Regions from separate parts of the Homo sapiens genome. Here regions 2, 3, 4, 5 and 6 are each linked to region 1. Evidence: chromatin loops called from intact Hi-C (ENCODE). Cell type or tissue: heart left ventricle. All regions are shown on one strand. Links, peaks and the distances in the headings refer to the core of each region. The heading gives the core; the rest is flanking DNA.

Evidence for each region. Peaks named below come from ENCODE experiments on the same cell type or tissue, not always from the same donor. Only the 100,000 strongest peaks of a DNase experiment are listed, where the experiment ranks them.
Region 2: a loop joins it to region 1, with 4 times the contacts of the local background. A loop is called at or near these places in 3 of 110 quality-filtered maps.
Region 3: it touches region 1 in a loop (11-fold over the local background); 100 of 110 quality-filtered maps call a loop at or near these places.
Region 4: it touches region 1 in a loop (9-fold over the local background); 29 of 110 quality-filtered maps call a loop at or near these places.
Region 5: it touches region 1 in a loop (11-fold over the local background); 67 of 110 quality-filtered maps call a loop at or near these places.
Region 6: it touches region 1 in a loop (2.3-fold over the local background); 25 of 110 quality-filtered maps call a loop at or near these places.

Annotation. Positions count from the first base shown.
Region 1 is chr7:107,460,654-107,465,889 of GRCh38, reverse strand. All of the region lies in intron 6 of COG5 (component of oligomeric golgi complex 5), which reads left to right. Among named protein-coding and RNA genes, the nearest start is that of GPR22, 6.8 kb to the left of the region's middle. In heart left ventricle, for the core only: a CTCF peak has its summit at 2,578; a DNase peak (open chromatin) is centred at 2,579; H3K27ac peaks cover 623 bases.
Region 2 is chr7:107,218,938-107,224,173 of GRCh38, reverse strand. All of the region lies in intron 19 of COG5 (component of oligomeric golgi complex 5), which reads left to right. It overlaps LOC124901721 (a long non-coding RNA gene), which reads right to left and starts at 2,112. Exons shown (of 3, transcript XR_007060472.1): 1 at 2,024-2,112. In heart left ventricle, for the core only: no CTCF peak of the experiment used is centred there; a DNase peak (open chromatin) is centred at 3,187; H3K27ac peaks cover 3,885 bases.
Region 3 is chr7:107,723,176-107,728,411 of GRCh38, reverse strand. No RefSeq gene overlaps it. Among named protein-coding and RNA genes, the nearest start is that of CBLL1, 18 kb to the left of the region's middle. In heart left ventricle, for the core only: CTCF peaks have their summits at 2,887 and 3,089 (motif pointing right); no DNase peak of the experiment used is centred there.
Region 4 is chr7:107,200,179-107,205,414 of GRCh38, reverse strand. HBP1 (HMG-box transcription factor 1) reads right to left here. Exons shown (of 11, transcript NM_012257.4): 10 at 5,114-5,236; 11 at 2,893-4,001. The coding sequence ends at 3,984. It overlaps COG5 (component of oligomeric golgi complex 5), which reads left to right. Exons shown (of 22, transcript NM_006348.5): 22 at 1,785-4,043. The coding sequence ends at 1,899. It overlaps LOC124901720 (a long non-coding RNA gene), which reads right to left and starts at 1,785. Exons shown (of 2, transcript XR_007060471.1): 1 at 924-1,785. In heart left ventricle, for the core only: a CTCF peak has its summit at 3,386 (motif pointing left); a DNase peak (open chromatin) is centred at 3,394; H3K27ac peaks cover 514 bases.
Region 5 is chr7:107,872,130-107,877,365 of GRCh38, reverse strand. LOC105375445 (a long non-coding RNA gene) reads left to right here and starts at 3,131. Exons shown (of 3, transcript XR_927851.2): 1 at 3,131-3,245; 2 at 4,759-4,980. In heart left ventricle, for the core only: a CTCF peak has its summit at 2,542 (motif pointing right); no DNase peak of the experiment used is centred there.
Region 6 is chr7:107,578,064-107,583,299 of GRCh38, reverse strand. DUS4L-BCAP29 (DUS4L-BCAP29 readthrough) reads right to left here. Exons shown (of 13, transcript NR_163941.2): 7 at 2,436-2,541. BCAP29 (B cell receptor associated protein 29) reads right to left here and starts at 3,054. Exons shown (of 8, transcript NM_018844.4): 1 at 2,999-3,054; 2 at 2,436-2,541. The coding sequence starts at 2,527. DUS4L (dihydrouridine synthase 4 like) reads right to left here. Exons shown (of 8, transcript NM_181581.3): 8 at 4,777-5,236. RefSeq lists an enhancer at 2,547-2,616 and a silencer at 2,707-3,196. In heart left ventricle, for the core only: CTCF peaks have their summits at 2,538 and 2,740; DNase peaks (open chromatin) are centred at 2,919 and 3,059; H3K4me3 peaks cover 3,669 bases; H3K27ac peaks cover 2,636 bases.

The DNA.
Region 1 (5,236 bases), core at 622-4,621:
GACTGTCTACAATCTAGTGCTCTGTTATTGATACTAGTTAGATACATAACATTTTTGTAAGAAGGCTGCCATTCTTTATATAAAGAGCCTGAGAATGGCAGAGTTTTACTATAGGCTGTAGTTCTACTATAAACTCAGTAACATCCACTATACTACTTGAGTCATCCATTTGGGAAAATGAATGCATTTTAAGAGTTTAATTAATAATTCTTAAAGACTGTAATCACTGGTGTCTTTCTGCCAGGTATATTCAGCAGTGTTTCTTCAGTTACTCCTACCTTCTGATCTCTGTTTAGGGGTGCAATATCTATAAAAAGTCCTGCTGTTATTTTGATTGGTATTGCAGAGAATCTGTAGATCAGTTTGGAAAGAAATGACATCTTAACAGTATTGAGTCTTCTAACTTATGAACATAGTATCTCTACTATTTTTAGGGCATTTTACATTTATTTCGTCAATATTTTGTAGTTCTTGGCCTACAGATCCTGCACATATTTTGTTAGATTTGTATTTAATTATTTCTTCAGTACTGTTGAAGTAGCACCTAATTTTTTAAAAAAATCCAATTGTTTATTGTTAGTATATGTAATTAGGATCATATTGAACTCATATCCTGCAACTTTACTAAATTCATATATTAGTCTTGGGAGTTTTTTGTGTGAATTCCATGGTATTTTCTATATAGACAATTGTCTGCAAATAGAGATAGTTTACTTTTTCCTGAAACATGTGAGACTTACTTATATTCTTGCCTTCTTGTACTGCCTAGGACCTCTGGTATTAGGTTGAATGGGAGTGTGTTGGGAGAAACAATCCCCATAAGCCCTGAATATCCCTGAACATTCTTGCCGGATATGCTGAGAATGCAAAGCCCTAACAGAACTACCCTTTACTCCATCCATTTCTCAGGAAGGGGTTGTAGCTAGCAACCTTGAGGAATGAAGTAATGACACCCTAGACAAATAGAATGCAAGCAGACTTGCTTTTCTTTGTTATAAAAATGGCAACTTTCCCAAGCTCAGTGCTCTTCAGCTGTGAAAAAACCCGTAGTATACAGAGCATCCACAGTCCCTTTGCCAGGGACTTGGAGGGCAAGGTGAATTTTCACTGATATCATGCTCATACTGCTTGCTGCATCATGGGTAATACAGTTCTTTGGTTCGGACCCAGGCATCTTACATCTTATGTTAGCATCCATGAAACAGTAACAGGCTAGCTTCACAGCTTATAAATAGGGTAGAATCCCAGACCCTAAACAATTTTTGACATTTTTGGCTACAAGCATATGATGTTGACAGAGATAAGGTTTCCTGAAAGAGAAATGACAGGGCTCTTATGGGCTGGTTTAGAGGATATGAGACCAGTAGCGAATGCTCTTGTTTAAGTGGTGGGGTAGTAGTACAGAGTAAGAGTCTCCTAACGACCTGCCTGTTAATGAATTTTTTGAGGCTAAGCAGTGAGGGGTGGAAATGAATGAAGCTTCTCAAATAGTGCCTTGGTTATTGCTCACTCTCTAGGCTGGAGGAGGAAAAATTATTATTATATCAACAAAACAGCAAGCCTCAGGGCCCTAAGGCAAAAGGCAGTATGGCTGTAGCTGCTGAATGAAGGGCTTCTGAGAGCTAACATAAAAGATGTCAGCAATGAGGATGTGGAGCTTTGGGTAGACTAAGTATATTATAAGTTCATTTGTGGAGTCTGAGTGGGCAGCCACTTGAAATTGAATGTAAATGCAGTCTTGCTGACTGGTACATAGCTGCTCTTTTACTTTGTGGACTCCCATTTTTCTCTACCCCCTCTATTCTAACCTCAGCTGCTTAAGATAAAAGCCAAATATGGTAGGGAACCTTAGGGAGGGAGAGAAATTCAGACTTTTTTTTAGCTCTGTTGAATAGAGATGCTCAATTCGCCATCCTACGTGGTCCTGTGGGAAAAAAGCACAGTAGGTGTCAAGGTAGGCTGAAGGCACTGAGGACTGCAGGGTGGAGTTCTAGCAGCATGCACAGGGGCAAATTAGAGACCCCTAGGCCCAAGCACTTCCAGGAGCACAGCGTCACCCTGGAGTGAGAAACCAAAGCAGAAGAAAAGCCTTCCCACCACCACAGTCCTCTGCAGAATAGATTTTCCCCGCTACCTTGTCTTCCCCATGCTCCTGGTTAGGAAATAATGTAGTCTCCTGGCAGCTATGGCTGTAGTCCCTTTTGTGCATATGTTAAATTCCTTGGTCTGTGTTCCTACAGGGGGTAAAACACTCAAATTTTAAAAAGCTAAAATGTAGATGGAGCCTCTGGGCCTATTCAGTGTACTATTGTTTTGGGTTCCTCTGCTAAATGTATAATTAGTATTGATAATTTTATGTTCTTACACTATGAATACTTACAGATTTAGAGGAGATTCTCCTATTCATGGGCTGCTGCATGTAAAGAGGTGTTCCCCTGTCCCCTTTCCCCTCCCTGGGTGATTCAGCAAAAATAATGTATCATCCCAGGAGGGAAGAAAAGAAAATCACAACTTTGGTTAAAGGCTCCATGACTGCTGGAGAACTCAACCATTTCCCAGTACAGCAGTGCCACCTGCCTGACCCAGCTACCAAGTGCATCTCTTTTGAAAAGGCAGATACAGCTTTGAAAAGGGATGCAGCTGACCTGGCCTTAGTATCATTTTGGCGTTCCATGAAGTAGAACCTACCCCTTTTGGGGAAAAGCTTATTTCTCACTTTGCCACCTGAAGCAAAGCAATTGACTCATTACGGCCCTGGATTTAAGGAATTTCTTATAAATACCTGGGCCTGTTTCACTTACAGTTCAGCCCAATTAAAAGCTGATGCAGTTGTTCAGGGTCAGTGCCAGCTACAGAAAAGTGAGAGTGTGTTCCATCACTCCATTCTTATAGCTTTGACCAATATGCCCCTTGATTAACCTTTTTATATTTTTACTGGCTCCTGGCCTGTTGCCAATAGCCTAACCTTCAGGTCTGCTGTTAGAAGACTAACAGATTTAAAACAACTTTTCTTTGGGACTGCAAATTGTGAAAACAAATTATAGTTGCCAGTCAGACAGTCTGGCTTACTCAAACCTGTACCTCCCAGATTGCCATCATTTCTACCTGGATTCGTTATTGTATCAGATATGGTAATAAATCCACTATAATAGTCTGGGCAATCATTGTGTCCTGGTTTTTGGGAATAGGGACTTCAATCAGTGTCCCACCCCTGCTTCCACTTGTAGGATGAATTCCTTTTCCTCCTTCATGGCTAAAGTTTTTTTTTTTTTTTTTTTAGGCATTTTTCTTCTCCTAGTTCTAATGTGTTTTCAACAGTGCTCAAAGCATATTGGGGTTGTTGCCTTTCCCTCTGGGGTTTAAGGCTCCCCTCTGACCCCTTACCCCCCATATTAAAGATGGTAGAAAGGATCCAGCCTGGACTTCATGCTTTCCCTCAGTGGCTTCATGCTTCCCTCAAGCCTGCACCATGAGAAATGCTTTGTCAGGCCTTTCACCATACACTCAGTCTTTTTGTGTATGCCTGTGAACATCTGGTGAGATCTTTGCAAAAGTCCATGAATGGGTATGAATTCCCTTTGTGTCTGTAGATCCTCTGGCTTCTATATTTTCTTGTGAACACACACTTAGCCTTTAGCAATTCATTAACGGTTTTGACTGAATTATTCTTACTGGTGTCTAGTATTGTCTTCCCCAGGTACTCAAGTGCTCACGTCCCATGTGTCCTGCCTTTCATTAGAATTTGGATTGGTTAGTTTCCCAGTAACTGCAGCACTCTGATGAGTTCAAGAAGTTTCTATTTGTAGATCATTTGTTTTTCCCTTGTTCTTTTTTGTAGTTACAGTGTGAGCTATGTTCTGTCCAGCTTTGTGCATCTCATATGGAAGCTGGGATTTTAATTGATATCACAATGAACCTGTCTATCTGTTAGGGAACATTCACACCTTTGTATTGAGTCCTCCGATCTTTAAACATGGTATATTTCTCCACTTATTTAGGTTGCTTTAATTTCTCTTGGTAATATTTTGTAATTTTCAGTGTAGAGGTCTCACACATATTTTGTCAAGTTGGGTAGTGCTAGACTCATAACATTTTTGATACTATTACAAACAATATTTTAAAATTTTGATTTGTTTATATAAAGAAATACTGTTGAATTTTGAATATTGAACTTAAACCATATGATTTTGCCAAACTCATTTATTTATTCTTTTCTTGATTCCTTACGATTTCCTTCTTACAGAATTATATTTGAATAAACAAAGGTTTATGTCATCCTTTTCAATCTTAAATCTGTTTTGGTCTTGCCTTATTGCCGTAGCCAAGACCACAAGTAATATTGAGTAGAAATGGTGAGAGCAGACATAACTGCTTTTTTCCATGTCTTCAGGGGGAAAGTATTCAATCTTTCATTATTAGGTTTGATGCTAGGTATACGGTTTTTATGGATATCATTTTTCAGGTTGATAAAGTTTCCTTCTTTGTTGAGAATTTTTATCAGGAATGCATATTACATTATTTAAGATTTTTTCCATTTAATGAGGGTTCATATGGTTTTTCTCATTTAATCTAGTAACATGATAAATTACATGGATTTGTTTTTTTAATGTTAAGCCAACCTTGCATTTTTGACATAAACCTATTTTGATAGTACTACCTTTTTAGATATTGCATGGTTGTATCAACAATTATTTTTAAAAAATCTTTTGCCTATGTAGTCATAAGGCCTATTGGTCTGTCATTTTCTTTTATTTTAATATTTTGATCTGGTTTTGGAATCAGGACAATGCTGGACTCCAGTGAGTTGAAAGATGTTCTTTTTCTCCAATTTTGAAAATGTTTTTGTAAGATCAGAGTTAGTCCTTTCTTAAATGTTTAATAAAATTCACTAGAGAAGACATTTGAGCCAAGAAGTTTTATGTTGTTCAAAGTTTTAAATTATAAATTCAAATAATTTAATAGATAATAGATTCATATTTTCTATTTCTTCTGTGTTTTAATATATATCTTTTGAATAATCAGTTTACATTTAAAAGTTGCTAAATTTATTAACATCAACTTGTTTTTAATATTTCCTCATTGTATTTTAATTATCTGTAGGATCTGTGCAGATATCTTCCCTTTTATTACTGATATTTGACAATTTCTATCATCTTTTTTTCTTTTTGAGTTTGCCTACAAGTTTACCAATTTTCTCAATCTTCAGAAATAATTACCTTTTGATTTCTTTGTTCTT
Region 2 (5,236 bases), core at 802-4,801, 240 kb after region 1:
TTCCGCTTGTGGATCTGGAGCCCTTAACCCATCCCTTGAAATAACGGTTTCTCTGAGGTTTCGGGATTCTTAATTCTAAGTTTCAGATTTCAGTGTTACAGCCAGAAGGCAACCACCATCTTGGACTTAGTTGTTTTGTTGCTCTTTGCTACAACTTTGGCAGTGCTAAGCGCACCCAGGTAAACATGAAGAGTTGAATATTTAGTTTATCATCATTTTTATAATTTCTGACAACTATTATTTGGTTATTTATTTTATACCAAGCCTGTGCTGAGTGTTTTACTGATACTTCCTCATTTAGCCCTCACAGCACTTAAAAGTTAGGTATGATCCCCATGAGGCAATTAAAACCCACAGCAGCAAAGTGGGAGAATCTGGGAGTCACATTTTAGACCCAGGCTGCCTGATTCCAAAGCCTGTGCTTGTAACCACCATACCCCACATCTTATTCCAGAAGTTTCTGTTTGTTTTCTATCTGAATGGTCCCGGAACAGGATTTGAATGCTTACGTGTATCATCCAGGAAAATCAGAAAATTTTAAAGAGAATCTAAACTCCCCACTTTAGTGGCCACCTCCTGCTGCTGAAATGCCTCATCTCACTGTCTTCTGTTGCATTCAGGCTCCCAGACAGTACACAAGGAACACTCAGCCAAATGTATGCTTTTATTCTTAGAGAATGTCAGCCCAAATCCCTGCCTCCTTTCCTACCTGGTCTGCTGGTATAGACAATCTAGACTGAGACAGGGACATTTTTAACCTCTCTACTTTGAACCCAAATCAGCCTCCTGCTTCATTCTCTCCTGGGACCCACATGGCCCCTCGTGCCACAAACTAGGCCTCCCTAAAGAATCTCCATAGAAATGCTCACCTTCTACAGGCCTCCAACACTTTCTCTTCTCTCTCAGAGGCCCTCATTGTGTCCTGTGCAGAGAGCATGGCCACCTGTGCCCTGCCCCACAAAGGGAATCATGTTCCTTCTCCCACTCTTTCATTTCTGTGCTGCTTCCAGACCTCAGTACGCATACTTAGTGGTCTTGCTGCCTTCCCAGGCCCTTCAGCAAGAGGAGGTCAAGATGGGGTGATGGCAAGTGGCATGGAAGAGAATGATGCCTATATCTGTCTCAGGATACCACTGATGTTAGATGTGGACACAGGAGCAGCAGGATTTTTGCCTTACTTTACTTCATGATTGGCCTTAACAAGCTGTCAGAAGACTGACAGCTGCATAGCTATGAATCGTTTAAATGTGAATCTTGCTGAGTAGAAATGCAGTTTTTTTTTAATGAGACCTAATAGTTGACAAATTGACACTACCTTCTGCCTGTAAAGTTCACCCTTGAAAGTGCTGCTATATTTAGAATATTATGCTCTAAGAATGATATTGTGGCATTTGGTGTATCTGCATTTTATAACACCTTATTTCTTTTTGTTTCATAAAGCACTTTAGATGGTTATTTATTTTTTAACTTGCTAGTGTTTAAAATTCCACCTGGAATCAGGGAGAAGGGAGTGCTCAAGCTATGTTCTTTCAGCTTCTTAAAACAAGCACCCAAAACAAAATGTCTGTTTGATGTTTACAGGTAATTATGACAGTGATGCACAATACAGAGTCAAATCTAGTTTTGCTTTTCATGGATTTTTTGACAGTCCTGTTAAAAGGGACAGGTGAGGCTGGGCGTGGTGGCTCACGCCTGTAATCCCAGCACTTTGGAAGGCCGAGGTGGGCGGATCACGAGGTTAGGAGTTTGAGACCAGCCTGGCCAGCATAGTGAAATCCTGTCTCTACTAAAAATACAAAAATTAGCTGGGCATAGTGCCATGCGCCCCTGTAATCCTGTAAGCCACCTCAGAAGGCTGAGGCAGGAGAATCACTTGAGCCCAGGAGGCAGAGGTTGCAGTGAGCCGAGATAATGCCATTGCACTCCAGCCTGGGCGACAGAGCGAGACTCCATCTCAAAAAAAAAAAAGGGGGGGACAGGTGATTACCCAGAAGATTCCATTTTAAAATGAGCTGGTTCTTACCAGGCCTGGCTTAGACAGGCATCTCAGCCAGAAACCTCTGTGTGGGCTGGGCTGCTAGACATGCTGTTATGCGCATGTACTGTTCAGGTTGTTTCCCTCTCCTCGTCTGTCTCCGTCCTTGTCCTTCCCCTTCTGCCCTTCTTTCCTTCCTTGTATCATTTACAGTTTGCGTCAAGAATATATTGGAAGAAAAAAAGAAAAATGTAAATATTCGAACCATAAAACTAACTTAAATTGCTATAGATAAGTTTCAAACTTGGCTTTAAACTTCATGAAGCCAAAGATAAGAGAGAAACAGAATCAGCTATCTGATTCTCATTATCAGAAGGAAGAAAATGTATCAATTCCTAAGAGAAAGTTAAGCATCTCTTTTTTTTTTTTTTTTTGAGACGGAGTCTCACTCTGTCACCCAGGCTGGAGTGCAGTGGCATGATCCCGGCTCACTGCAAGCTCTGCCTCCCAGGTTCACGCCATTCTCCTGCCTCAGCCTCCCGAGTGGCTGGGACTACAGGCACACGCTACCATGCCCGGCTAATTTTTTTGTATTTTTAGTAAAGATGGGATTTCACCATGTTAGCCAGGATGGTCTCAATCTCCTGACCTCATGATCTGCCTGCCTCGGCCTCCCAAAGTGCTGGGATTACAGGTGTGAGCCACCACACCTGGCCAAGAAAGTTAAGCATTTCTTGGCACTTAATTCTAAAGTACTTATAAGGACTTTTATACAGAGAGCTTCATACGGGAAGTACTAAGAGATGGGAGGACCAAAATTCTTGATCACCTTCCTGTTGTAGAGGTAGTATAGGATTCCATATGGCTGCTGTTCGTTAACAATCAAGGACTGTCATATAGGGCTGAACCCCACCCCCACCCCTGGGGTCTTCTCACATCGTAAACTAGGGTTCAAGATGAACCCTACTCTATCACATGGCATGAGCAAAGAATGGGCTCTAATGGAGAAAGGGAAAACTCACAGGACCAATGTACTGCTGAACACGACAACCAGGGACAGCAGGACAGAAGTGAGGGCATGAAGCCAGGTGCAGTGGCTCATGCCTGTAATTCCAGCACTTTGGGAGGCCAAGGCACACAGATCACTTGAGGTCAGGAATTTGAGACCAGCCTGACCAACATCGTGAAACCCCCATCTCTACTAAAAATACAAAAATTAGCTGGGTGTGATGGCAGGCGCCTGTCATCAGCTACTTGGGAAGCTGAGGCAGGAGAATCGCTTGAACCTGGGAGGCAGAGGTTGCAGTGAGCCAAGATTGCACCACTGCATTCCAGCCTGGGCGACAAAGCGAGACTGCCTCAAAAAAAAAAAAAAAAAAAAAAGAAGGCATGAGTCCCGCTATCCTTTGCATCCCTCAAAGTCCCCTTTCAGGGCCTGGGCACACCAGACCTACAATATGAACTTGTGACCCGGTGGAGGGACTTCTTATTACACTTTTTCCCTGCAATAGCTCAAACACGAGAGCAGCCTCGTCACAATGAGCAGGTTAGAATCATGGGCTGGATTTGGAGTTTAGGGAGCTGTCTGGGAATGTCAGTTGCTCAGCATCCAGGGACCATAGGGCTGCAAGATATTTTAGCTTTTTCTGTTGGGGACAAATAGTAACCAGTCTATGGAGAGCAGAGCTGAGGCATAGCCTCGTCATCATTCCAACCCAGAGTCAGTTTCCAGAGGCCTTTAAGACAACACCACCCATTACCCCAGAGGAACTTAAGGTCACACCATGTGAAAATAATTCCGAAAGAGATTGTGATTATATGCTTCAAGTAGCTAAGTGACTAGAGGTCCATTTTGACCCAAAGATAGAATTTGGAGTACCCAGAGAGGTGATAATTGTGTGACCTTCAAATGATGATCCTGTACACATTAGTTTTCTCAGATAGGTTTTTCTGTACAAGTTGTTGACAGTTCAAAATTGTGCTTTCTCTAGAGGTCTTTGTTTCTGTATATACTGATTCTGTGAATCAGCATAGCTGTTCTAGAAATAGGATGAGTAGTTGCTACAGCTGATATTCTAAAAGAGGCTGCATTGCAGAATTAAGAGCCAGGCTGTCTGGGTTTGAATCCTTGCTTTGCCACTTCTAGCTTTTACTGGATTTCTCTATGCCTCTGTTTACCCATCTGTAAAATGGGGATGTAATAGTACCTAACTCATAGGATTTTTAGAAGAATAAATGAGTTAACATATATTTGTTTATTGTATACACTTATGGGGTACAAAGTGATATTATATGTGTACCGTGTGGGATGATTAATTCAAACTAAAACATCACCTCAAACACTTAGCATTTTTAATGATAAGAACATTTGAAATTTATTCTATTAGCAATTTTGAAATGTACTATGCATTCCTACCAACTATAGTCGTCATGTTGTGCAATAGATTTCAAAAACCATCTTCCTCCTGTCTAACTGTAACTTTGTACCCTTTAACTAAAACCTCCCCATTTCCTCCCCCCTTAGCCTCTGGTAACTACCATTCTGTTCTCTGCCTCTATGAGTTCTATTGTTTAAGATCCCACAAATAAGTGAGACCATGTGGTATTTGTGTTTCTGTGTCTGGTTTATTTAGCTTAACGTAATGTCCTCCAGGCTCATCCGTGTTGTCGAATGACAGGATTTGCTTCTTTTTGAAGGCTGAATAGTACTCTATTTTGTATATATGTCATATTTTCTTTATCTACTCATCCATTGATAGACACTTAGATTGATTCCATAACTTGGCTATCGTAAATAATGCTGCATTGAGCATGAAGTGCGCTATCTGTTCAACATGCCAATTTCAAGTCTTTAGGATATGTACTCAAGTGGGGTTGCTAAGTCATATTGTAATTCTATTTTTAGTTTTTTGAGGAACTGCCATACAGTTTTCCAAAATGGTTGTATTAATTTACATTCCCACCAACAGTGTACAAGGGTTCCCTTTTCCCCCACACTCTCACCACAATCTTTCATTTTTTTAAATAATAGTCATTCTGACAGGCATGAGGTGATATCTCATTGTGGTTTTAATTTGCATTTTCCTTATGATTAGTGATGTTGAGCATTTTTTCATATATCTGTTGGTCATTTATATGACTTTTTTTGAGAAACATCTATTCAGGTTTTTTGCACATTTTTAAATTGGGTAGTTTTCTTGCCATTTTTGTGTTCCGTATAGATTTTGAATGTTAGCTTCTTATCAGATGTATGGCTTTCTT
Region 3 (5,236 bases), core at 670-4,669, 260 kb before region 1:
CCCAGTCTATGGTATTTTGTTATGGCAGCCCAAGCTGATTCATACAGATTTTGGTACCAAGAAACAGGGTGCTGTGTAACAAATACCTAAATATGTGGAAGCAGCTTGAAACTGCATAATGAGAGACTGGGAGAGCTTTGAGATGCATACTAGAAATATGACCATTAAGGGCAATTCTGGGGAGGTCTCAGACAGAAATGAAGAACAAGTCATTGGAAGAATATATTAATTGGAGGAAAGGTGATCTTTGATATAAAGTAGCAAAGAATTTAGCTGGACTGTGTTCTAGTATTTTGTGGAAGGTAGAACTTGTGAGGCTGAATTGGATATTTTACTAAGCAAAGTGTCCGAGGAGTAGCTTGGTTCCTCCTGAGTGCTTATAGCAAAATGTGAAATGAAAGAGATGAATTGAAGAAGGAATTAAGCAAAAGGGAACCAGAGCTTGAAGATTTGAGAAAATTATCAGCCTATCCATATTGCAAAAAATGAGAAAGCTTGTCCTGAAAAGAATACTAAGGGTGTGGATGAACATCCATTTGATAAAAAGATCATGAGTGCAGTTCGTGAACACAATCAGCCATTTCAACAGAAAGCAGGCATAGAGATGGGATTATACCAGCAGAGACACCATCTGTTTGAACTAAAGGGGACAAAGAAAGAGAGGGCCCGGTGCAGTGGCTCACACCTGTATCCTAGCACTTTGAGAGGCTGAGGCAGGTGGATCACTTGAGCTCAGGAGTTTGAGACCAGTGTGGGCAACATGGTGAAACCCTGTCTCTACAAAAAATACCAAAAAAAAATTGCCAGGCATGGTGGCATGCACCTGTAGTCCCAGCTACTTGGGGGAGCTGAGGCAGGAGGATTGCTTGTGCCTAGGAAGTTGAGGCTGCAGTGAGCCATGATCATGCCACTTCACTGCAGCCTGGGCAACGGAGCCAGATCTTGTCAAGGAAAGGGGAGGGGAGGGGAGGGGAAGGCAGTGGGAGGTATGACTGACTTCTTGGATTTTACAGGACAGGACCATAGAGCTATTCAGCTGTGAAAGTGAGCTACTCTTCAGGAAAAGGACAAAAGGACCCCAAAGGCAATTGAGAGATCATCAGGACTGCCACTCCTACCACAGGCTAAGAGTGCATGGGCCCAGGGGGATGGCGTAGGGCAAGACTGCCTCCACCTTGGTTTCAAAGGTCTCTGCCCAGCAAAGCTTCATGTTTGTGGCCACACATTAGCAGTGGGGGTAATGCTACTACCTCAATGAGTCTGGAAGACCGAGATTTGAGCCAAAGAGGAATTTCCTCCAGGCTTAAGATATAACAGAATTTGCCTTGCTAAGTTTTGGACTTGCTTGGGACCCATCACTCCTTCCTTCTCTCCTATTTCTTTATTTTTGAACGGGGATGTGTATTCTATGCCTGTCTCACCATTTTATTTTGGAAGCACGTAACTTGTCTGGTTTCACAAGTTCATAGCTGGAGAGGAATTTTGCCTCAGGATGAATCTTATCTGTACCTGGTTTAGATATTTAAATGAGACTTTTTACTTTAGATTTCAGAATTGATCCTGCAATAAGACTTTTGGGGATTGTTGGGATGAAATGAATGTATTTTGCATGCAGTAAAGACATGAATTTTGGGGGACCAGGGGGCAGAATATTATGGAGTGTATCCTCCCCCAATTTCATGTGGATGCTGTAACCCTCAGTGATGGTATTTGGGTATGGGGCCTTTGGGAGGTAATTAGCATTAGATGAGGTCATGAAGATTGGGCCCTCATGATGGGATTAGTTTCCTTATAGGAAGAAACACCAGAGAGCTTGCATGTGCCTGCCCCGAGGAAAGGTCTTGTGAGCCACACTGCAAGAAGGCTGCTGTCTGCAAGCCAAGGAGGGAGGTCTCACCAAAACCCAGTCATGCCAGCACCCTGATCTGACTTCCAGCCTCCAGAACTATGAGAAAATAAATTTCTGCTATTTCCACCACCCAGTCTATGGCATTTTGTTATGGCAGCCCAAGCTGACTAATATACCTGGGAATGACCTAATTTCCCTGAGTTGCACAGAAGATCCTTTACAGTACCATGAAAATAAAATATACTAGAAAGAGAAAAGATTGGTACTTAATTGCAGTGAATCTCTCACTGAGAGGCTAGAGAATAATATACTCTTTCTTTGTTAGGAATAAACACTCCAGATTGTTGGAACAGAGTGTGAGCTCTCTATCTAATTTGCTATATGGGGAGGAGAGTGTCAGTCTTCACCTAACTTTAGCTATTCTATTTATTGTTACTGTTTGCTTATCTCCTGCAATAAGAGGCAATACAAATGATAGCCTAGTTCTCCTTAACCTAAAGGAATTCAGAATGAATCTTGTCTGCCCAGTGTCCAATTCAGGACATTTATTTGGCCCTTTATTAATGCCCCAGGGAACAATCTACCTGCTTCCTTGGACCCTGTTAACATTTAAATCTTTTTCAGCTATCTCTAGGGTGTTAAACCACACCATCAACATTCACTTATCAAAAGAAATTGTACTGATTTCTTTAATTGTAGAATTGACTCAGTGTTTTAGAATAGTAGTTAAAGGATTTGGGCTCTGGAATTTAACTCAGCAGTTTACTTCCCGAGTGGCCTTCCTTAGGCAATTCACTTAACCTTTCTTTTTCTCAATTTCCATTATCTGTAAAATGAGGATACCTGTTCCCACCTGTAGTGTTTTTGTGGAAATTACATTAGCCAGTGAGGCCAGGTGTGGTGGCTCACACCTGTAATCCCAATGCTTTGGGATGCTGTGGTGGGACAATTGCTGGAGCCCAGGAGTTTGACGCTGCAGTGAACTGTGATTGTGCCACTGCACTCTTGCCTGGGCAACAGAGCAAGATCCTGACCCTAAAAATAATAATAAGTAAGTAAATAAAAAATAAATTAGCCAAAGAATTTAAATAACTAGCATCACAACTTTCACAATGCCTAACAAATAATAAGCACTTAATGACTGTGAGTCATCTTCGTCTTTGTCTTCATCATCCTCAAATTTGACAGGTAGATAAAAATCCTAGACAGAAACCGTTTTAGGAGATGGTGTCCACTAGGTGGCACCAGTCACAGGTAAATAAAGTCTCCCACATACGTTTCACCAAAAGTTTGGAAGTCATGAAGAGATGTAAAATATTTTGCATTATTGCAATGGCAATAATGCAATATATAGAGAGAGATATATAAATATATTGTGGCCCCAAAACTAGATATTTCCTCCCAAATAATTACCTAATGGATGTCTTACAAGCAAACATGTTCTGATTTGTGATTCCCAGGCCCCAGGAGATTCTGATGCAGGGATCAGCAGACGAACTTTGAGAAACTCTCGTTTTCTGTAGCTGGGTATGATGGTACGATACTAAACCTCACCATCTCAGGAGTGTAATTAGGGTCAGGTTTGGCTAACAACTGGAGCTTTTGTTTTGCAGAAATATATTCCTCCTACTTATGTTGTAGCAGGGTGTGATTTGGAGAAGAACCCTGTTGAAGGTCAGAGATTTTGTACCTAACATTCTGTGGAAGGAAACTCTTTGTGGGCAGTAGGGAGGGGAGTAGACAGCTGACACAGGGACAAGAACTTGGTTGGAAGAGCAAGAGTTCAAATAAGGTTTTTAGGCAGTTTTTCTACATGACAAGTAAATATCCACAATCCTTTTGTAATTGGATGTTTTTCTGATATCTGAGAAACTCTTAGTAAAGCAAGAACAAAATGGGCTAGACATTTGAGTTATAATACTTTTCAACTTTTCTGTCTTGACTCCTTTCTGTTATCCCTAAGCCTTCAAGCAAAATCTTATTAAACATATCCTAGTTATGTTTAAGGGAGGTAAGGCTGTGTCCATCTTTGAGATGTATTATTATACCAGTTGAAACTGAGTTATAGAATTAAGGTGACAAACTTTTAAACATGTGAATGCACTCATTAATAAAGAAATTGAATAAAAGCCTGGAATTCCTACATAGGATGGACTGTTTTGTCATTTGGGTATCAAAGGGCAAGGTGATCCCAGAAGACTGGCCATGGTAATACTCTAAATCGGCTGAAGACCTAGGGGCTGGAGATGGATCCCAGACGGGGAGAAGTTGACAGAAAAAAAGCATAAAAGGGTAAAAGTGAAGAGGAGATGTAAGCAAATTGGAACATAATTAAATTGGGTAGAAGTTGAAAAGAGCATTTTGGGAAGTCGATCTGTCCTGGCCTTTCTGTCTTAGAAAGAAATAAAAGAGAGGCCTGTGGCAGAACCATTCCTTCAACTTCCTGACCCCCAACTCCCATCCCATCCTAAATTCCTTTCATCCCAGAGAAAGGGGAGTATTCATCCTATACAAGTTAGATCCCCTCTTGTCTTTTGTCCACACACCATCAGTTATCTATTCCCTCTTGTACATTTTCAATTCTTCTTTCATTACTAGTTCTACTCTTTAAGTATGTATGTGTGTGGGAGGATCCCTTGAGCACCAGGAGTTTGAGACCAGCCTGGGCAATATAGCAAGAACCTCTCTCTATAAAACAAATAATACAAAAATTAGCCCGGCATAGTGTGGCAAGTCTGTGGTCCCAGCTATTCAGGAAGCTGAGTGGTAGGTTCACTTGAGCCCGAGATGTCAAGGCTGCAGTGAGCTGTAATTGTGCTACTGAGCTCCAGCCTGGGCAACAGAGGGAGATCCTTTCTCAAAAAAGAACATAGTATCAGTGGTCACCAATATTTTTAGCTCTCCTTCCCTTCTTAGACATTTGGAAGTATTATATTTGCCCGCTTTTTTTACTTTGGCCACCGAAATGTGAGTGAAAGTTACATGTTGCTTCTGGGTGGAAATATTTGAAGCAGGTTCACAATTCTTGCTTTTATTGTTTTGTTTTGTTCTTCCTTGCCTTCAAGAAAGGTGATCCTGTGTTGAGATAATAGATGTCTAAGATCAAAGCTGCCTAGAATGCTAAGTCATCACATGGAAAAAAAAATTGCCTTGACCCACAGCAAACATTCAGCAAGAAAAAACCACCCCAGACTTTTCTTGTATAAGTCACTAAAGTTTTTGCTCTTTTTAGTTCTGAGGTATGAATGTGTTAGGTTACTGTAGTATAATTAAACCTATCCTGACTAATATAAATGCTATGCAAACACATATTTTAAATACATCTATTTTAGCCCCCACTTCCAACTAGCTGGCCACCCATAAGCCTCCCTAAACAGAAATTATGGA
Region 4 (5,236 bases), core at 1,237-5,236, 260 kb after region 1:
TGATTTGAGGGTCTTTTTAGGCCACATCAAGCTATCTAAAACCCAGCAGTAGCACAGAAAGGGCTGGGAGCAGCTTGATGATGAAGCTGGTATTCAGTTGGGTTGAGTCTAGGCACTGACCAGAGCATGGAACCAGCCTTCAGGAATTCCACAATGCTGGATCCTGCTAAGTCAAGGCTGTTGATACAGAAGTCAGACCTTTCCAGATTTCCTATAAAGAACAGGGCACGGCAAGTGCTGTAATACTTCAGGGGAAATCTCTTGCTATAATATGGAAGACTGACCAGAACAGGGGAGAAACAGCAGTAGGATGCTCACCACCTTAAGAGGCTACAGCAATCATTAGGGCACAAGATAGCAAGGGTTCAAAGTGAAGCGAAGGGGAGAGGAGGGACTGGATGTGGAAATGTGTGTAGCAAATTAATAGGATTTGGTAATTGTTTCGGTGTAGGAGGGGAAAAGAACTAAGAGACCTTAAGTTGATGGTGCCCTTTGTTGAAATAAGGGAAGGCGGGCAGAACGCTGCCCCAATTTTTTGACAAATGAGTTTGAGGCTACCTGGAAGCAAGTCAGATAAAACTGTCCAGAGGACAGGAAGAAGCAGAGATCAGGAGGGGGAGGTCGAGGGCTGGAACTTAAGAGATTTGAAATCCCTTTACGTATGACAGTGGCTTGTGGGATGAAGGGCACTACAAACTGATCAGTGATAGCCAGACTCTGGGGAAATGTTTTCCCCACAATTCAATGAAAAATCTTGAACAAACCCAATTAGATTAGTATTTTCAGTATTTGAGAGCAAAAGAAAACCACTTAAGTGCTATCGTATGTGAGCTGAGTAATGGTATTAACTTACATCTTTATACAAATGCTCCAATCTCAAACTGAAATTTTGAAGAAAATATGACAAAAATGTATTTGTGTACCTGGTACTTAAATAGACCAATAATTAAAAATTAATCTCGTAGCCATTCTTTTTAGCTCCACTTAAACAGACGATCTGGTTCAGGGACTGACGAACTTTTTCTGTAAAAGAAGGGCCAGATATATTTCAGACTTTGCAGGCCACATGGTCTCTGCCTCAACTATTCAACTCTGCCATTGTGTGAAAGCAGCCACAGACAATATATAAATGAACAAGCATCAGGCTAGATTCAGCCTGCAGGCAGTTTGCTAACCCCCAACCTAATCCATGAGATCATAATCATAAACAATGGAATGGTACATCCCCTTGATTAAATTCAGACTGCTTCCCGATCATGTATTTTGCCATTACAGCCCAAGAGCACTTATTCTAGTTGTTGGTTGTTCATAGTTCATCAAATAACAGGAATATAATGCATCTACTGGTGTTACCGAATGTGCCAAAGGGCCCCATCCCCTTGTACTCTTGAGCGTGCCTTTCAGAGGCGCAGGATGCCCCTCGTGAGCTCTGGGAGTAGGCACAAATGCCCATTCCGTTGCCGGTGTCTTCAGTAGGGAAGCAGGGAAAAGGGAAATTGAGAACATATTTACACAGCCAGAGGACTCCGAGTATATGACTAGACCACTAAGAACAATGCAGACTGAAAACATGGTTATAGTTTTTCACACTAAACGTAGTAACCGTAGTAACCATAGTAACACTACCAGTAACTGAGTGAAGGCTGTTGGTCACTTGGCTTGTGAAACCGAGCATTAACAGTTCCAGAAATGAGCTTACTAATAATTTTTATATATTGGTATCCCCTTAACTGTTTTATGTGATTTATCTAATATTTTGACATTGTTTTCATTTTGGTTTTCAGGGGAGCCCTGGAAGCTTATGTTCAATCAGTGAGAAGTAGAGAAGGCAAAGAATTTGCACCAGTTTATCCCATAATGGTTCAGCTGCTTCAAAAGGCTATGTCTGCTCTTCAGTAATGACATGAAATCTTTGTTCATCTCCACTTTGTGCTAACCCATTCATAGTTGGCAGTTAAACACATACTCCAAAAGACTGCTACTATCTACTATTTTAAGAATGTAATTGATTGTTCGGTATTTCCTATCGACGTTTATTTACCTCTTTAGCACTTATACTTTAGCATAAAAAATGTTGAGTTATCACCACCTTTCAATTCCATGGACCTGATTTTTCCAGAAAGATGTTTTCCTCTTTCAGATTTTTGTACAAGGCTAAAATGTCTTTCCCATCCATAACCAAGTCCTCCTATGGGTACATAAACCCAAAGTCCCCACTTCTTTTAAAGGGATATGATCAAGTTATAACATGTACCCTGCTTCCCCCAACCCTGCCTTCTTCACTAAATAAGCATGTAGCTCAGTGGTTTCCAAATTTGGCTGCACATTCATACCAATCACCAGGGGATTTTTTTAAAATCCTGATGCCCAACTTGCACTCCACATTAATTAACATGTCTAGGAGTGGGAGCCTGACAGACACCACTATTAAAAAAAAAAAAAATCCCCAAAATGATTCCAATAGACAACAAAGTTGAGGAACCACTGGCACATCCCAAGCTAAGATACAAGGTTAAATGGCCTTTTTAAGTATGTCATACTGGATCTTTAAATAAAGCAAGGCTTTTGTTACACTTTGTCATGTTATTAAAAGCAGACCTTTGGGCTGTTTAACCGTGTAACAAAAATGCCACGTGAAAAATAAAAATTTTTATTGTATAGCAATTCTCTATAAATAGTAGATAATCTAAGTCCTTATTTTCTGATGGCTCTTGTTCCACTATTAACATTGTTTTTAATTTTTAAAATCCTATCAGCAGCCTCCTAATTAGCAGTGTTAGGAATTTGCCTTATGTTTTCCATCTCATCTCCTGAACCTGTTATTCTGAGAACTCATAAATAAAATTCAGCCAAGATTAATCAATCAATCAATCAATCAGTAGACGTCAGAGATAAGCAACTTTTTTTTCCATTTATTTGAAATAATATACAAGAATATAGTGTGCAAAATTTAGGGGCAACATCATGAAGAAGTGTGATGAACTGAAATCAATTTTACAGCTGTGATTCCTAACCAGAAACACCACTTGGTAAGTAACATGAAAAGCCATGATTGTAGCTCAGAGCAAAAGCAGCTGTATTGCCAATGTATTTGCTCTAATTTTAGACAGTTGGAGGAAAATTAAAGTGCAAGTGTTGCACTGCAGTAAGTGCAAAGTCTGCCCCCACCATAAAGATTATGATGACAAAATATATTTAAGATACATGGCTGAGGAGATACAGAACACGAAGTTAAAAAATACAATGGTGTTGACTGTTTGTTAATAGCACCATTACAGTGACTATATCCCAATGCTATTAACTAACTTTACCTTGGCCTGGGCTAGGTCTCCATTGGAAATAATAACGGATGGCTGCTGCCACCTGGTGCATCAACTCAGCATGCCATGGTAACTGCAGCAGGTGGCTCTTAGGCTGGGACACCAACACCAGCCACCTGCCCCATGTTCTGGTAGCCTCTTGGCACTGACCAGACTAGGAGCGCCTATGTTTGGCACAGATGCTGAGCCATGTGGTGGTTACTAGAGGAAAGGCCGACTCCCAGCTTCTGCTTCATTTCATCATGTGTACAATACAGATTAATAAGCAGTAAGGAGCCAATGTATAAACAGCAGTTACATATTTTTTAAATTCCCCTTTCGTACAATTTAAAATAAAACATGTATACACTTCTCCTCTCTTTCTACTGTACTTTAGCACCACAGGATATCAATTTTCAAGCCTATTATTACCTGATAGACATATATGAAGTTTGGAAGAAAAATAAGGCAATTTGGTTTAAAATGTTGATAGTTTTAGCTTAATGCTCTAATGGAGAAAGCAAATCCTCACTCATATTATTAAATCATTTCAAGACTCAATGCTATCAGTATCTTATGGTCACACGAATTGAGGACAAATGGTGAGACCTTGATCTTCTTAAGTCTTTCCATCAAGAGTCAATGTATATGCAAATATAGACTTAAGAACATAAGCATCCTGGTTTAATGTTGTTGTGAGCCCTGTGGAAATAAAATTAAACTCAGTGAATGTTTACAAATCAATACATAGTAATCCTATATATGAAAGCTAAGATGTATAAGATGTTTATAAATTTACTATTAGAAAATACTGCTTTCTTAAAGGTGATTTTAAAAAGCTAGCTGATATCTGATGGCTCAAGCATCCAGAAAATGTATGCAATGATAAGACATTGACTAGGATGAACAGAAAAGGGATACAGGAAAAGTCCGAACACATGAAATTCTAAATTAACCAAGAACTGCCAAAATTCAGTTCAGCCACCCTCTCATCTGACTACTGACTGACCACTATTTTTAAAGAAATTGTGAAAAATTTAAACAGATATGACCTGCATTTTACTAAGAAACAGGCACATGTACACAATGAATTTAAAACATCTTTGGCCAGCCCTCCTACTATAAAAATATTGATATCTTCCCTTCATCTTTCAATGATACTTCAAATTGACCCCACTATATCACATGTAATTTTTTTGCAATTAATCTAAAAACGCTGAACCTAAAAGATGCTAGTTTAGTAATGGAAAAGTTATAAGAAACAAGTCTATCCAAGATAGCTTATCATATAGACTTGTTTGCCACCATTCCTGGGCCTATTTCTTCTCCTCCTTGAAATTTTTCAATCTAGAAATTCTGTGCCAATGGCACAAGTCCCCATGAATGACAGCTAACATACCCCAACACCTCCAGCCTTATTGGTCCCTCACCAATTAAGGAAAAAAAGCTGTTGAGACAATCCCAAAATTATTAGAGAAATTTTCTACTGTGATATTAATGGATTAATAATGCTTATCTTTCAACCCAACTAGAAACACTGCATTCCAAAATTATTTTTCCAACTCAATGTTTAGAACAAACATTCTTTTGAAGTTTGCCTGAGATTTCGACTTGCCATGCTATGAGAGTAAATGACCCTTGAGGAAAGGCAGTCTTTATATGATGATGTGATAACATTATTAGGTTTTGAAGTATAAAAATGCTAGAGACAGCATCAACACAACCTCTTAAAGGTTGTAACAACTGCTCCAACATGCCAGTACACCTGCACGGATAAGGCAAGATAATTTTAAACACTATTTATTGAAACATACTGAATTGGTTCTTTTCCTCTTCCAACAGTCAGGATTTAAACGTTTCTGTTCTTCAGCCAAAGCCTTTGCTTCTAATGTGTACATTCTTCTCTCTTCATTCTTCATTTTCTTCCACCTGTCACC
Region 5 (5,236 bases), core at 457-4,456, 410 kb before region 1:
CCATTTTTACGGGACTTGAACCAACACAATTATACTGTTGATCTGTTCAATCAATTGAAAAAAATCTAAATGCCTCTGAAACCCATAGATGCCTTCTCGCTTCCTTTCTCTCTCTAACTGAGACTGAGATAAGAGGAACGGGAGAACTGGAGTGTATCTCTTAAAGGCCACTTTCTGCCAGCTTATGAAGGATTTCCTCTCCATGGTCTTTGTTCTCACAGAATTTAAACCCCTTCAGGTGGAAATGGTACTTGAGGGAAAATACTTATCTCTTTCAACACATTTCATTTAATATTTCAAGTTAAGAAAGAATTAAGAAACAAAACAAGAAGTGAAATGACCCAAACACTCAAGATCTGTGAATAAATCCACATTGAAGTGGAAAAGTTATTGCTATATCCAAGGATTAAAAGAGCATGAAATAATGTAGGAGAAAATTGTGGTAGGGCATTAGAAAATCTATTAGGCAGAGAGGAACTGGAGTTTGCTCTTCACATGACAGGGTATAAAGAGGTACATACGGGCGGGTTTAAGAATGAACTAGATGTGGCCAGGCACGGTGGCTCACGCTTGTAATTCCAGTACTTTGGGAAGCTGAGGGGGGTGGATCACGAGGTCAGGAGTTCAAGACCAGCCAGGCCAACATAGTGAAACCCCGTCTCTACTAAAAATACAAAGATTAGCTGGGTGTGGTGGTATGCACCTGTAATCCCAGCTACTCGGGAGGCTGAGACAGGAGAATTGCTTGAATCCGGGAGGCAGAGGTTACAGTGAGCTGAGATTGCACCACTGCACTCCAGCCTGGGTGACAGAGCAAGACTCCATCTCAAAAAAAAAAAAAAAAAAAAAAAAAAGAATCAACTAGATGTAATGGGATTAGATGAAGTTTGAATGCAAGAGCTGTAACTACCATACAAATATAGCTATCCCTACCAATACTATTACGGATGGGTTCTCTGATATGCTATAACAAAGAACATAATTATTATCTGCCACAGATGGGATATTTCTTTGATTCCTATCCACAAACGAAGTAGGTATTTCTTATTTATTTACTTAAGTCAAGAAGATAGATGCTGAAAGACATAATCTCTACAATTCTTCCTTTCTGCATCTCTTAGAGAATTGCCAATTTTTGCTATGCCAACAGTGATACACTTCATCATGATTTTTCTGACAAAATCACCTTTAGCATGTTAAGCTAAAACGTGTTCCCATCTAATTTTTTTCTGGAGGCATGTGAAGTCAATTCTTTTAAGTTCATCTTTTAAGTTGTTCTCCCCAAGATGACAAAATTCTATCCCATGGTAGCAATTAATCAACAAATCAACATGTAGTACCCACAGTATGTCCAGCATTATACATGCTGCTGTGAAGAATATAAAAACATATTGTTCTTTTTTTTTTTAATTTTTTTTTTTTTTTTTTCTGAGATGGAGTCTTGCTCTGTCACCCAGGCTGGAGTGCAGTGATATAATCTCGGCTCACTGCAACTTCCGCCTCCTGGGTTTAAGCAATTTCCTGCCTCAGCCTCCCAAGTAGCTGGGACTACAGGCAGGCACGCACCACAGCACCCGGCTAATTTTTGTATTTTTGGTAGAGACGGGATTTCACTATGATGGCCAGGCTGGTCTTGAACTCCTGACCTCAGGTGATCCGCCCTCCTCGGCCTCCCAAAGTACTGGGATTACAGGCGTGAGCCATTGCGCCTGGCAATTTTGTTTGTTTGCTTAAATTTTATGGAAAATTTCAAACATACACAAAACAAAGTAGCATAATAAACCTTCATAAATCCTTCACTGAGTTTAAACCATGATCAGATTATAGCCAATATTGCTTTACTGCTCACTTCCCTTCCATTTTATTTTGAGACAAATCCCAGTAGTCATATAATTTCACCTATAACTAGTTCAGTGTGTATCTGTAAAGGATAAGGATTTTTTTAATATAAGGATTTAAAAAAAACAAAATAAAATTTAATTCCATAATGTTATCAAATTTCCAGTCACTGTTCAAATTTCCATTAAGACTTGTTATTCTTCTTAACAATAACATTGACAGCGTTCTTTATATACATCAGGCACTGTGCCAAATAATTTATAAACACTATGCAATTTAATCTTCACAATAACGCTATGAAGAAGGTAGCATTATTATCCTATATTTTATAGCTGAAGGAACTAAGGCTCAGAGATGTTAAGAAATTTTCTCTGGTCAATGCCTTCAGAAGGTGAAGAAAATCTGCAGAAACAGAAACCAAGGTCACTTACAGTGGATTGCTGACAGGATAATAGGGTTATATTTAAAGGAAATCTATCTGTTCTGTAGCTGACAACAACAACAACATTCTGTTAGACGTAGGCCTGATAATCCATAATGCACAACTATTAAGATTTTTCTGTATTCTGTAATAAATAAGAATTCTAAAGAAAAGTCATTTCAGGATGCAGTTGAGGAGGTGTCTTGCCAGAAGTATAAAGGGGCCCACAAATGACCAGCTTCATTTTTTCGGTTATGAACCTGTAATATGTGACACAACCAATAGATGGCGGCAACATGGCAGCAATATTAAACGTCTCTGATCCTATCTTGCTCTATCCAGTAACAACCCTGCTTCACTCTGGATTGCTCCAGCATATTTCAGCAGATGTCTCAGTACTCTGAGCACTCTAAAGGTAATTTTGGGAACACAGAAAAAATGAAAGTGTAGGTTAGTGTTTCTCAAAGTATGTCTCACAGGCCCTCCACCCCCCAACACATCATCAGTTGGAAGCCTTGTTAAAATGATGAGTTTTGATGACTTGGTACAAGAAATGATATAAAACATTTTAATCATCATTTATGTTGATTACATGCTGAAAGAATAACATTTTGGATATACTAGGTTAAATAGAATGTATCATTATATTTAATTTCACCTTTTTTTTCACTTTTTAAAGTGTGGCTACCAGAAAATGTAAGATTACATATGTGGCTTATATCTGTGCCTCACATTTATGGCTCCCCTTATATTTCTATTGGACATGTCTGCCCTGTAGAGATGTGACTCAAGCCTGGCCAATCAGAGCAACACATTCCCATGGCCACAGGAATCGGTTTAGGGACTTAGGACAGAATGAGAAAGAATGAAACACACCCTTGTTCCTTTGAGATGTCCATCTGAGTGGATATAGAAACTGAAGCCATTGCAACTGCCTTGCCTCCATGCGTGGTCCTATGATGGAGCAAACTCTAAGGAATTAGAGGTAATCAAGGAGAGAAATGGCATCACAGTGATACGGAGTCCTGGATGATGTTGTGCCTGTCCTTATTTCTGTTTCTGGACTCCCCAGTTATATGAGCTGATACCTTCTCCTTTTTGCTTAATCTAATTTTGGTTAGAATTTCTATTGCCTGTAACAGAAAAATGCCTAAATCAGTACATTGGCATTAGTGAATGAACTTTGTGAACCAATTTCAGTTAAAAAGAAGCCATAATTTAAGGGATTGAAAGCAGAGTGATAAGGAAATATAGGCAGAAAATGTAAACATGATGTTTGGTGGTAAAAGGAAAGATAGGCCGGGCATGGTGGCTCACGCCTGTAATCCCAGCACTTTGGGAGGCCCAGGTGGGCGGATCACAAGGTCAGGAGTTGAAGACCAGCCTGACCAACATGGTGAATCCCCATCTCTACTAAAAATACAAAAATTAGCCAGGTGTGGTAGTGCGTGCCTGTAGTCCCAGCTACTCAGGAGGCTGAGGCAGGAGAATCCCTTGAACCCAGGAGGCGGAGCTTGCGGTGAGCTGAGATTTCACCATTGCACTCCAGCCTGGGCGACAGAGTGAGACTCTGTCTCCAAAAAAAAAAAAGAGATAGCTAAGTCAGGGTCTGCTCAAAGGAGTATTGGTTCAAAGGAAGCAGATTTTCTGTTTGTTGGTTTGGGGAGATCTGTAATATCCTCATTGCCTAGTTTTCCCTGGTTTGGGGTAAAAAAGAAACAAGGAATGTCTTCTCATCACCCTCTCAAAAGTGTAGCATTAAAGTCTAGGCTTTCCTTATCTTAGAAAAGAGACTTCTTGAAGTAACCCAAGCAACAAGTGATACATTCCTGAACTACGTTCATAGAGGTGGAGGGAAGAAAAGAAATTGAAGAGGCAGTAAAGAATGCACAGTTAAAAGGCTAGTGGTTTACTAGATGTAGGGGATAAAAAAGAGAAAGATAAAGATGGCTGGGCACAGTGGCTCATGCCTGTAATCCCAGCACTCTTGGAGGCCAAGGCAGGAGGATGACTTGAGCCCAGGCATTCAAGACCAGTCTGGGCAACATAGGGAGACCACCCCCCGCACCCCACTATACCCATCTCTACAAAATAATTTTTCAAAAAATTAGCTGGGTGTAGTGATGGATGCCTGTGATCTCAGCTACTCAGGAGGCTGAAATGGGAGGATTGACGGAGCCCAGGAGGCCGAGGCTGTAGTGAGCTATGATCATACCACTGCACTCCAGCCTGGGTGACAGAATAAGACCCTGTCTCAAAAGAGAGAGAGAGAGAGAGAAAGAGAAAGACAAAAATGACCTTCAGTTTCCTGACTTAGGATACTTGGTTTCTGGTGATGCCTTTCACCCACAATGGAGTACAGGAGCAGGAGCAGGTATGATGGAGGTGCGGGGTATGTTTTTTTATACATGCCAGTTCATCTCTTTGCTGTCCTAGGGCCACTGGAACTGGCCTGAGGATGCCCCCTTACCTTTTCTTTCATTTTTCTTTATTCAAAGGGCTACTCCAAGAAACCCTCACTCTCTGCAGATCTCCAGACAAGAACTTGACAGCAGTCTTCATGGATATAGAAAAATCCCTCACCCTCGGGGACACTCATCAATCTCTCCTAAATATGCTCAGCTAACTTTCCACCCACAGCCGCACATTTGGCTGCACAGCTAGTATCCAGCCTGGGATCAAGAAGCCAGTCTCCCCTTCTTGTAGGACCTCCGGTCTTTGTGAGTGATTCCCTCAGAGACCCACGACACATTGCATGGGGGTGGGGTGGGGAAGACACTTCCCGGTGGATGAAAGCTCAAGAACTCTCAACTCCTACTCCACCACAAATCACATCCCCTTCCCCAGGCCTCTCCTTATTTAGAGGGCAACTAGTGTAGGGGAGGTAGTAGATGGCAGAGGTAGTAGATGGCTACTTCTGTGTATGGCTTGGGGGAAGAACCTTACCATATTTTTTAGTGGTTTTCTTCAGAATGC
Region 6 (5,236 bases), core at 528-4,527, 120 kb before region 1:
AACCATGTAATTACTACAGATAAAGATGTGAACATAGAGGAAATGAGATGGGGAAATAGTCTAGGTGGATTGAACAGTATAAACAAAGACAGTGGTAAGAAAGCATGGGTTATAAATGGCAAAGTGGCAAAATAATCCATCACGCAATAGGAAAGGTAACAAACTTTGTACAAGGGCAATTTAAATGAGTAACACTTTAGTTGAAAGGAGGCAGAAAAATGTAGTAAGCACTTAAATAGCTTCAAGCACTTACAACTTGAAAAAAACAGTTTCACTTTAAGATTAGGACACATTTAAGATTTAAGATTAGGACAACTTCAAGTAACTACTTGAAATTGGTGGGTTGAGGGAGATTCATACAGATGAATCGGTTCATTTTGTCTCTGCTTCCAAGTCCAAGCATTTTATACAGCCAATATTTAAATTATGCAATATAAAATTTTATATTTTTAAGAGAACATAAGTGGTAATACCTTGATCTAGGTCCAAATGTAAATTTACTTATTTCTTCAAGGTTTGGTGTGGTGTAAAAGGGAATGTAAGAGATCTCTCATAGGGAACAACTAGCAGTTGAGCACCTTATCATAGCTAATACCTATTGTGTTCTCACTATATTATGGTTCTAAGTACTTTTACATGTTTTATCTCATTTAATTACAACAACTACCGTAAGGGGTAGACACTAGTACTACCTCCATTTTACAGATGGGGAAACAGATCAGAGAGGATCAAGAGCATGCCCAAGGTTAGTAACATGCAGTTATAGGTGACCTGATTTCTGAGCATGTGCCTTTAACCACTGGGTTATGTAAGAAAATAATAGAGACTAAATGATGAAATATTTTCTTTAAAGATTATGGTGATACAAATATAAAAGATAAAAAGATGTGGATACACACATAGGACATATTGTAAATGATCTGCGTGCATACATACCGTATTTTCTTTATATCTGTACATGAGAACACATTTATATATCATATGCAAATATACACACATCTATCTAATAGCTACTTGATCAGGATGGGTAAAATTTTTATTTGGCAGGAAGAAAAATATTGATCCATAAGTTACAGATCACTCTGATGGAGTAAAGATCAACTGACAATTTTTCCTTCTTTGCAAACCCTTAAGCCTTATCTATAAATTAGATGTTTATATACAAAATCTTTCTTTCTCTTGAGTATATAGGATTCTATCATTGCAAATATTACCAAAAAGCAAAACAGGGTGTTACTGAGTTTGAAACAAAACCTACAGGATGAGAGGCAGCATGATGGAGTAGAAAGAACACTGGACTAAGAGCCAGATTTTTTTCTAGAATCTGTCACTTACCAGCTAGGTAACCGTAGGCTACTTGCCCTCCTGGGTCTCAGTACGTGATATATAGAACATGGGTGGAATGGATCAAATAAGATCAAAGACCCTACAGTATGATTCAATTTTTTTTCTTTAGTAAGAAACAACTTACTGAGCTTAGCTTAGCTGATAGAGAAGGACAGAAGAGAGCAGAAATCCAGGCAGGTAAGGAGCAAGTTAGGAGTTGTGAAAGACTATCTGGACCCTGAGCTAAGGTGAAACTTTAAGAAGTTTCTCCCAGTCCTGGGATTTTAATACACTTTAGTGGGTTATCTCTAGGATCTCACTTATGAAATACTTTCTTTTATGCCAGGAGTATGAACAAATATCTTGCAATATTTTTATTACATGTGTATTTCCCCATTCATACTATCAAATTTCTGGATCTAAAATTAAACGACTAAAAAGTAGATTACTGCAAGGGTAAAATGAACCACTGCTTGGCTTGAAACACTGTACTTGGTTCTTCAAGACCTTAGAAGTTCCGTCACTAACGAACTAATGCTAATACATGGTTGTGATACTTTTCACATTCAGCACTTTTAATATACATTCATTAATTTTATGTGAAATCAAAAGTAGTAAAATTGTCATTAATGAAACTAACGGTTACAAAGGCGAAAACTAAGAATAATTTATTGGCTTTGGTTTCTAAATTGCTGTTCCAGTGCCTCAGTGAAACACTTTTACACCCATGCTGTACTGTAAACATGATTTATCCACTTATATTTATTTAGTTCATGGCTCCAATTCAGGGCAATAAAACAAAGGTAAAACCTGAGACAAGGCAGGGCAGGTGTTAAAAGTATAATCGTTGCTTTATTATATCTGTAATCAACAGAATCAAAAGTATAGGCGCCTTTTCTTTTAGAAGGGAAGAAAAAGTTATTTCACTTGTACACGTAACAGAGTTTTATATAAAATGTTATTTTAATATTGTCATTATATACTACCTAATTCGTTAGGTGAGTTTATTTTCAAAGACTTTCGAAACTTTTTAATGTTCAGAAAACTTTTTCCATTTTACATTAAGAGCGATCCAATATTTATTAGTTAACGATTTGAAGGTTTCCTACCTCTGAGGAGGAATAAAAGGTAGGCAGAAGATTAAAATGAGTCCTATTTCGGCATAAAGAAAGGTTGCCACTGCAGCCCATTGGAGTGTCATTTTTTTCTTCACACCTAAATGGAAAAACACTTATTTTCTCTTGCTTCCTTTCAAACAAAACCGGGTTCAAGGCCCCGAGGCGCAGCGTTTTTGTCCAGGGGATGGACAGTGTTCCACCTTCCCCCACCTGGGAAGGCAAGCACGGACCCCGGTCAGGAAGGGGAAAAGGGTGGCCCGGGAAGCGGGTGTCGCCACCTCCCTGGGAGTCGTGGGAACTGGCGAGGCGGCTCGCTGGCCACTGCCTTTTCCGCCAGCTTCGCGGCGACAGAAGCCCAACGCCTCCCTCCACCAACGCCCGGCTTCCCGGCCCTCCCGCTCCCAGAAGGCGCCGCGGGCCCTCGACCACCGCGCCGCGGACCGGGCCGGGCCGGGTCGGGCCAGGCCAGCTCCGCGGGGTTCTCCAGACCAGGCAGCGGCGCTCTCCCTCCGCGGCCTACGCCCCACGGGTCCCCGGGTCGCAGAAGCCCTTACCCGCCGGCAGCCCGCCTGGCTCCCTGCGCTGCTCCGCGGCCGCCGACGCGCGGGACGTCAGACGCCGCGGCTGGGCGGGGGAGGGGAGCCAGGGCCCCACCCCGCCTCACGCCCCGCAGGCTCCCGCCCGCGGGTCCGTCCCGGCTGAGGTCACAGGCGGCGCGACCACGTTTATTGGCAACAGTTGTTTTCTAATTGGCGGCAGGTCAGAGAATGAGTTAGACTTTTGACCTGATGCTTGGAGGTCGGAGCGCAACTTCTTCAGGAGGACAGACTTTCCACTGCTAAGTGCGGCCCCGGCGGGAGGGTGCCGGGGTCCAGGTCTAAGGAGCGGCGCCGGGCGGCGGGGCTGGATTGGGTGGTGCAAATTCAGCGAACGCGCTTAAGACGCACTCCTTTCCGGTCACCTACTCTCTCTTCATGGTGGGAACTGTTTGTGTCCAGAATTAAGCTATATTTAATAAAGGGCCAGGATGAGGTGGTCGTGCAGCATTTTGTTCTGGAGAACCTAGGATCAACTGTATGTCACAACATATTCCGTAGGCGTTCCCGTTCCCGTCCATGGGCTGGGAAGAGACAGTAAACTTTACCGTGATGTTTGGGGACTGGTACGAAAGGTGGGTATGGGGATATTCTTTCACTATTTTCCAGCTTTTCAAACTGTGCGTGTACATTTAAGTTGTTGAGTTTTTTCAATATTGACAACGTATCAGGAATTTAATAAAAGTACTATCCTGGTAACAATTATTTGGGGAATAGTAAATAAATGTTGAAAATTGATAATTATAGAATATAAAACATTCAAAAACACATTTAAGTTGGTGCTTTTTCTTAATTTATCACTAATATTCTGGATCACATGTAACAGAAAAAATAGAAAAATAGACTTTGAACATAAATTAACCATAAGGAAGATTTTTTTTTTTTTTTTGAGATGGAGTCTCCCAATGTCGCCCAGGCTGGATTGTGGTGGTGCGATCTCGGCTCACTGTAGCCTCTGCCTCCCAGGTTCAAGTGATTCTCTGGCCCCAGTCTCCAGAGTGGCTGGGATTACAGGCGCCTGCCACCATGCCTAGCTAATTGTTGTATTTTTAGCAGAGACAGGGTTTCACCATGTTGGCCAGGCTGGTCTCGAACTCCTGGACTCAAGTGATCTGCCTGCCTTGGCCTCCCAAACTGTTGGGATTACAGGTGTGAGCCACCGCGCCTAGCCAGGAAGTTACTTTTTTTTTTTTTTTTTTGAGACAGAGTCTTGCTCTGTTGCCCAGGCAGGAGTGCAGTGGCGCAATCTCAGCTCACTGCAAGCTCCACCTCCCAGGTTCACACCATTCTCCTGCCTCAGCCTCCTGAGTAGCTGGGACTATAGGCGCCCGCCACCACGCCCAGCTAATTTTTGTATTTTTAGTAGAGACGGGGTTTCACCGTGTTATCCAGGATGGTCTTGATCTCCTGACCTCGTGATCTGCCCGTCTTGGCCTCCCAAAGTGCTGGGATCACAGGCGTGAGCCACCGCGCCCGGCCAGGAAGTTACTTTTAATCAAAAGTGTTAGAACTTCTTGCCCATCCACGCTGGTTCCTTCCAAACACCGAGCACATTACTCTAGTGATGATGCTGTGCTCACAACACTAGGGTAATTCAATTCAGAGTTCTGACCATACCTCCCTATTTTGTACAGTATTCATAGAAAATGAAACAGCGAGTTATCTTTAAAAAAAAAAATGCATTAACTGAAAAGTGAAAACAGAATGTACTGAGAAAAAAGATGGCACCACAGTGCTTATGTTAAAATGGATTCATTCAATATTCCCAAACGTGAATTAAACAGTTTTACATAATTGTTTCCTTATAACAGTTTTCATGTTGGCAAAACAAAATAATACTTTAATTATGAACGGTTTTATTTCAGTCTGAGATACTTAATTCTTGCAGTGCATGCCCACCGATAACAAAATCTATTAATAACACTCCAAAACCATGGGACTTTAAAGTTACAATCAACGGCTGAGAGGCACAAAAGTAATTAGGTTTTAAAGTTAAAAACAAAACCTGGTTACTATTCTCTAGGAAATATTTCAAATATATAATCATCTCCAGGTTGGACACCAAATTTCCTATACTTAAGATATGGTAGATTGCAATTAATTTTATCTTTTTAGGTAGGAGATTATTAAGCTTTCAATCTTTGGAGGACCTAGAAGTTTTGAAATGTACCAAATTTAATGTCATTAACCAAATGG